Regions from separate parts of the Mus musculus genome. Here regions 1 and 3 are each linked to region 2. Evidence: chromatin loops called from intact Hi-C (ENCODE). Cell type or tissue: left cerebral cortex. All regions are shown on one strand.

What was found. A loop is a pair of places that touch in the nucleus more often than their neighbours do. Peaks named below come from ENCODE experiments on the same cell type or tissue, not always from the same donor. Only the 100,000 strongest peaks of a DNase experiment are listed, where the experiment ranks them.
Region 1: a loop joins it to region 2, with 6 times the contacts of the local background. A loop is called at or near these places in 4 of 42 quality-filtered maps.
Region 3: a loop joins it to region 2, with 11 times the contacts of the local background. A loop is called at or near these places in 3 of 42 quality-filtered maps.

Annotation. Positions count from the first base shown.
Region 1 is chr2:149,421,617-149,424,116 of GRCm38, forward strand. No RefSeq gene overlaps it. Among named protein-coding and RNA genes, the nearest start is that of Cst10, 18 kb to the left of the region's middle. In left cerebral cortex, a CTCF peak has its summit at 1,108 (motif pointing right); a DNase peak (open chromatin) is centred at 1,139.
Region 2 is chr2:149,766,842-149,769,341 of GRCm38, forward strand. All of the region lies in intron 1 of Gm14133 (predicted gene 14133), which reads right to left. Among named protein-coding and RNA genes, the nearest start is that of Gm14133, 31 kb to the right of the region's middle. In left cerebral cortex, no CTCF peak of the experiment used is centred here; DNase peaks (open chromatin) are centred at 1,386 and 1,892; H3K27ac peaks cover 233 bases.
Region 3 is chr2:149,544,287-149,546,786 of GRCm38, forward strand. No RefSeq gene overlaps it. Among named protein-coding and RNA genes, the nearest start is that of Cst10, 140 kb to the left of the region's middle. In left cerebral cortex, no CTCF peak of the experiment used is centred here; DNase peaks (open chromatin) are centred at 1,244 and 1,621.

The sequences.
Region 1 (2,500 bases), 350 kb before region 2:
AAAAGGAGGAGTGAGAAGAGTTGGAGGAGTTGGACAGGAAGTGGGTGTTAGAGGAAAAAGATGAGGAGAAGTAGGAAAGCAATATTTGAGGAAGGACTTCTTTCCTGTAGGTAACTACTTACTAACCACAGCAGCTCTTCCCCCAGTTCTGATGATTCTTGAAATTTATTTTTTTTGTCTTCAATGACATAATGTGTTACTGTCATAGCTCCGTTAGTACTATAACCAGCTTTCTGGGTAAATCATTGTATCAATTGCATTACAATATTTTAGGTCAGAAGGTAAATCTGACCCCTGTACCTTTTTGAATGACTTTTTATCATGGGTCAGTGTGGAGGGCACTTCACGAACTCAAAAGGATTGTTTAAGCAAAATTCGTGATCTCTCTTCAGAGAATAGAAAGCCAGTTCTGATGATAACGATGACACACAGACATACATGAAGAGAAAACACTCATGCCCGTAAATTTTTTGGAAAAAAAAAATTAAGAAAGTAAAGAACTGAGAAAGCTTCCAGAGTACTAGTTGCTGGGTGGTCTCTGATTTGGAGATGAGTTGATGTCCATTAAGTTCACTGTTCCTCTGAAGAGAACTGGCCATTCCAAGTGACTGGAAAATGGGCAGATAACCTTGGAGACGAAGGAAGCAATGTTTGTTTACGTTAGCATCTTACCATCCCTCCATAATGAGAAATGTTTCAGAGAAACGGCAGGTGACATGGTAGGAGTGTTTCTAAAGAAAAGAAATTATCAGGGAGTTCTGGAGCAGAGGGAGGGAAAACTGCTGTCTGGTGTTTTGCATGAGATAAGTTAATTTCAATAACGATGTTGATAATAAAAATAATAATATCAAGTCTGTAGACTTTAGCTCTCCCAGTCTATCTTAAAACATATTTGCCACAAGCTCAGAAGGAAGCAGCAGTGATTTCAATACCTGTGAAGAAGTTTGTTTATGCCATTGACTGACTGGAAATGTCTAAAGGAACATGTATTGAAGGCACAGTAGACCCAGCAAGGTATACGTATGTTCTATATAGGTTTTAAAACATTCATTTACTTAAAGCCTCAGGTTATGAGAATCTAAATTACTGGCCTTGGAGAAAGATGTTTATATTCATAAGCCCACTGGGTGGCAGCATCCTCACGCTTATTTTAAAGCCTGGCATTGAGGACAGCATGAGGACACTAAGACTAACTTGCATGAGAGAGAGCTTCTTCACCCCTCCCCCCCCCCCCCCGTTCCATCCCCCCCCCCCAACACACACACACACACACACACACACACACACAGAAGTTGTTACTGTCATGCTGGCTCACGTTCCTGTTTCAGTGAGTTTCTGATGGTGACATTCTCTTATAAGATTTTTTTTAGAGCCATCTGACAAAACCTTACTCTAGAGAACTCATTCTTCTCTCCCAAAACCCAGCACATAGAAGTGTTGACCTAAAACCTCTTCACATTTATGATCTGTTTTGAGAGATTTAAGGTGAGGTAGGTATCAAAATTATAATGTCACTATAATTAAAAACATCATATAGAAGAGTAGTAAGGAAAATTAAGATAAATCATATCTTAGAATCAATGCACAAAATATAAGTTCAGTCATCAACCTGAGGGGAATTGGTAGAATTAAAAGGTTCATATGCTCAGGTGGGTAATCTTGAGATCTTAAACTGTCTTAAGTCATCATTAATAAGGTCAATAAAAAGCACAAATTTTTAAAAATCAAATTTTAATCTTAGGGTGTGACTTGAGTAAATAACAAGTTAAAATGACCACCCAGGTCCCAAATCTGTGAATTTGTAACTCTTCACACACTCAACAGGGTTTCTTTAAAGCAAAACAGAACAACAAAACAAAAATCTTAAAAGATCTTCTTTTTTTAATGATCCTCAAAATTCCAAAGAAATAACAACTGCTAAGCCTGACTATAGATTCTCACACGCCCCCAAAGAACAGAACTTCCAGCAGCTACTGCTCTCCTAGAATCTTCACAGGTACACATGAACAGGTAGGTATAGACACAGTGAAGACAAGAGACTCACTCTTGTTTCTGGAAAACAACAACCTGAATATGCCTGCCATGTTACCATGACATCACATAGATGTATTGGAGGCATGTCAGGAGGTTTGACTCTAACATGTTCCCCTGAGCTGAGGGATATTGTTTGAGTATTCACTGGAGCATGGGGCAGGTACAGTAAGAAAGAACTGATGGTCTGACTTCTGTGGTTCTCTTAAATAGCAAAATTGATAATTTCACTTGCTGAGCTAACATATAAGGGTACCTTCTCAGAAGACCCTGGATTCAGACCGGTCTGCAGAGAATGAGTTACTGTGCATTGTGCCTTAACAGAGCAAAGACACAGTTTCTATCTTTGATTAAAGGAAGGGGTAAGGGGTATCTGAAATCATGTACCCTGCATGCAGCCCAGACAGAAAGACTGTGAAAGAAACATCTTCTCTGGTTTTGAAAGAAAGGTACTCCTCTGCCTTGAGTT
Region 2 (2,500 bases):
CTGATAAATGGATATTAGCCCAAAAGCTCAAAACACCCAAAATACAGTTCACAGACCATATGAAGCTCAAGAAGAAGGAAGACCAATGTGTGGATACTTTAGTTCTTCTTAGAAAGGGGAACAAAATATTCATGGGAGCAAATATGGAGACAAAGTGTGGAGCAGAGCCTGAAGCAAAGACCATCCAGAGACTGCCCCATCTGGGGATCTATCCCATAAATAGGCACCAAAGCCAGATACTACTGTGGAAACCAAGAAGTGCTTGCTGACAGGAGCCTGACATAGCTGTGTCCTGAGAGACTCTGCCAGAGTGTGACAAATACAGAAGCTGATGCTCACAGCCAACTATTGGACTGACTATGAGTTCCCCAGTGGAGGAGTTAGAGAAAGGATTGAAGGAGCTGGAGGGGTTTGTAACCCCATAGGAGAAACAACAATATGAACCAACCAGACCCCCCAGAACTCCCAGGGACTAAGCCACCAACCAAACACTACACATGGAGCGACCCATGGCTCCAGCCTCAAATGTAGCAGAGGGTGACTTTGTCAGACATCAATGGGAGGAGAGGCCCTTGGTCCTATAGAGGCTTGGTGTCCCAGGGTAAAGGAATGCCAGGACAGGGAAGCATAAGTGGGTAGATGGGTGGGGGAACACCCTCATAGAAGCAGGGGGAGGAGGTATAGGATAGAGGGGGTTTCTGGAGGGGAAACTAGAAAAGAAGATAACATTTGAAATGTAAATAAAGAAAATATCTAATAAAAATAAATCAATCAATAAATATTATTTTAAAAAATTGGTTTACAAGTCAAAAAAAGAATAAACATATTACACATTTGACTACTTTTTAAGAACAGTTGGGTTCTAGCACTGCTGTAAATATGTAATCTGGCTCTTCTACAAATCCCCATGTAATAATGGCTGTCCTTTTTCAATGTTTGACTTATTCCTTCATGAAAATTATCCTCATTTTGTCTTAATTGCAAGGTTTCTATAATCAATCCTTTCTTTCTTCTTTCCTTCCTTCCTTTCTTTCCTCCTTTGTGGTCTATGACAGCAATAAATGTTCTTTAACCAGTTTCACCTCTTTTTAACCATGAAACAATGACATTACAAAACCTGCCATAGACTGGTACCTTGACACACATTGCTTTCAACATGGCCCTCAAACATGACTGAACAACCTCCTGAGTCTCAGCTTCAATCCAATTTTCTCTTGGTCTAACTTTTCTTCAAAGACATATGAGAAGGATCTAGAGTGAGAAGTTTATTTGGAGATATCCTAGAAAGGCAGACAAGGGGGAAGACAAAGTGAAGGGAAGCAGAGACTTTAAAGCCAAGAGACAAGATGGTATGAGTCATGATGAAGACAACTGAGGTCCAACCCACTGGGAACCTTCTGTGAGGTCCTCTGAATGTTCTGTCTGAAGGACAAAAGTCTGGGATATTTACCAGTGACTCATCTGCTGCTGATTGGGGGTGTATTAGACCATTGGCATTCCTAGAATGCCCTGTGGGGAGGTGAGCATCCTGACACAGGGCTGGATGATCCCCTAGGACGTGGCCTACTGTGGTGCAGGTATGAGAAAGGTGCTTCTCTTTTTCATTGGAGCTGAGATCTGCTGTTACTTAAAGACAACTCAGAGCATTGGCTATTGGTGGGGGTAGAGAGGTCCCACAAGAGCATAAACAGAGATAACATCAACATCTAGCCACATCCAACTGTGCACAGCTTGGAGTAGAAAACACCCATTGAAGCTACTGGAGCCATCTGGTGAAGAAAATGCCTCACACTCACACATCCCACTGAATGAACCAAATTACTCCAGAACAAATAAAGAAAGCTGGCATACTGTCTCCCAAGCCTTTACTTGTCATATATATATTTGCTCAGAAAGCATCTGCACCCCAGACAGCACCCACACTTACTTCTCATCCTAGTTAGCAACATTCGCACCACACCCAGAGCTTGCCATAACAGTGCCAGAAAGCAGCAGCCTCCCTCACTCCTCCGTGTCACAGGCAACAAAATGGAATTCTGCCCTAAGCTGCACTCACTGGGGCTGAAAATATTTTTTTAATGCCAAAAATTAATTTGAACACTTTTCAATGTTCATCATAAGGGATTTTCATCTTGATTTTAAAACTAGAATATTCATGGGTGTTGGCAACTCCACTTGGCTGTTTTATTCATTCTTTGACATTGAAATGTTAACTGTTTTGGAGAATAAACTCATACCTAAGAAAACCAAACTACTTCTATTAAAATAAAACTCTTTGGGAATGACTGAGCAGAAGCAGATGTGATGGGCAGTGCTGACTCCATCCACTGGCAAAGGGAAGATCCCCAACCCAAAATACAAGAGCTCCTTGGTAAGATCCAAGAGGGGGCAGGGGAGGAGAGAGGGAGAGAGGAAAAGGGAGAGAGAAGGAGAGAAAGGGAGAGAGGGAGAGAGAGGGGGAGAAAGAGGGAGAGAGGGAGAGAGAGAGGGAGAGAAGCCA
Region 3 (2,500 bases), 220 kb before region 2:
ATGATACATTTTTTTACTTTAAAAAAGATTTTGCTGAAAGGACCCAGATATAGCTGTCTCTTGTGAGACTATGCCTGGGCCTAGCAAACACAGAAGTGGATGCTCACAGTCAGCTATTGGATGGATCACAGGGCCCCCAATGGAGGAGCTAGAGAAAGCACCCAAGGAGCTAAAGGGATCTGCAACCCTATAGGTGGAACAACATTATGAACTAACCAGTACCCTGGAGCTCTTGACTCTAGCTGCATATGTATCAAAAGATTGCCTAGTCGGCCATCACTGGAAAGAGAGGCCCATTGGTCATGCAAACTTTATATGCCCCAGTACAGGGGAATGCCAGGGCCAAAAAGTGGGAGTGGTTGGGTAGGAGGGTTGGGGAGAGGGTATGGGGGACTTTTGGGATAGCATTGGATATGTAAATGAGGAAAATACCTAATAAAAATATTAAAAATAGAAATAGAATATTCTAAAAAAATGTTTTATTTGTTGTTGAAGTTCATACATGAATACTGCATTTCTATTATTTGTACCCTTCTTCCTCCCCTCCAACTCCTCTTGTGTTCCATACTCACTCTGATATGTATGCTCATCTGACCCTTTGTATTTGTCTTTGCATGCACGTGTGTGTGTGTGTGTGTGTGTGTGTGTGTGTGTGTGTGTGTATGTGTGTATGTGTGTGTGAGAGAGAGAGAGAACTACCGAGTCAATTTAGTGTTGCTCAACGTGTTTTTGTGTGACCACTAGGATTATGTATGTAACCTACCAGGGACCTCATCCATGTAGAAAACTGACTTCCCCTCATTCAGCCACCATCAATAGACTGTAGTGATTCATTTAGTCTTGCGAGGATCTAAAGCAGTTCCTGGCATACATGAAAGAGAACACAAAGGGTCTCAATTAGTTTATGGTAAATAGATATAATTGAACCTTTCATTATGTTCTTCTATAAATGTATTCCATAAGATATGAAGAACTAAACATGTCTCTTCAGCTTTTTTATATGTAAATGTAGAAGACAGGTAGTACAATTTTACACTAGACTTTTAGATACAATGTTTTACAGGATACAAGTTCATAAAACCACAGCCAAGCTTCTTTATATTCTAAAGGAAATTTGGAAACACAGTTTGGGAAAAGATTTATTTATAGTTTGAACAAACTAACTGTGAATATATGTGTCAGGGTGGGGGGGTAGGTAGTAGGATGTCTACGTTCCCACCCACAAAGTCTGTGACCATCTTAAAATTTATAAAAATTTATGAGACAAAAGCTAAGAAAAGTTTCTCTCTTCAAAAATACTTTCTCTCCCAACACAGCTTCAGAACAGAATCACAGTCCAATATCTAATGTTTTTTAATTAAGTAATTTGAAGGTTGTCCCAGGGACAACCACGGGTATCTATTAAATTTGGAGTTCAGCATTCTTCATTACCTAGTTTTGTACATATGAAGGGAAGGGCATCCTAGGCTGTGCTCTGAAGGGAAGCAGAATTTTTATGTATCTGCTGAGAGATAATGAGGGCTATTGTTCTGTGTGAAATGTGCTGTAGAAGGATAGATAAGATTCATAAGATCCACATTTCCTTTGGCAAGCTATCAACTACCATCTGGAGTCTATGACACTCACATTAACTGTAGCTGGCTCTGTGGATACTTTGGCTGAAAAACCATGTGTTGCACGAGTGGCACTGCATGTTTAGATGCTAGGCCTTACAAAATTGGTGGCTTCGGTTCTCCATCTTTTTTTCAACACTTCTACAGGAACATTGAGTCTTCCTGTAGAAAACCTGACAATCCTTCTACTGAGACCTCTAGATGACTTGGTGGTGATGAAGTGACTATGTAACTCCAAGCTTTCAATCTCCACCTACCTGTACCAAGGTACCACCCATGTAAGCAGACATAGCTTTTAACCCCTTGAAGACAAAGCTGCTGAGAGTTGATCACCATCTACCAGCCACTAGCTTAGGTACTTTACATTGCTATGACAAAATACCTGAAAATACAACTTTAAGGAGCAATCATTCACAGCCTCCCAAAACACTGCCACAGGCTGGAGGCCAAGCATTCAATACCTGAGTCTGAGGGTTGGGGGGAGGGCTTTCATATTATACATGGTAAATAGTTGATAGATGAAGGGAGTAACTCATCTAGACCTAACCAGAATGTCTGACCCGAGATAAGGGGCTATAGAGAACTGTAATTTCATCTCCATACTTTGGAACTATTTATAAGAATCCAGTAGCAAAGATTCCCTGCCCTTTCCTTGGCGATGATCAATGGCTAGTACACATCCCTGAGAAGCACAACGTATTTCAGAGACCTTGTGCAAAAGTTAGCTCAGGAAATCCTCACAGAAGCTCTTGCTTGCTAGCTTTTCCCCCTCTGCTTGGCAAAAAAGAACAAGATACATCAAGAAATAATTAAAGTCACACTTCTAATTCTTAACTTCTTTTAATTGAGATCATCAAAGAGAAATAGATTTCATTACAAACACAGCA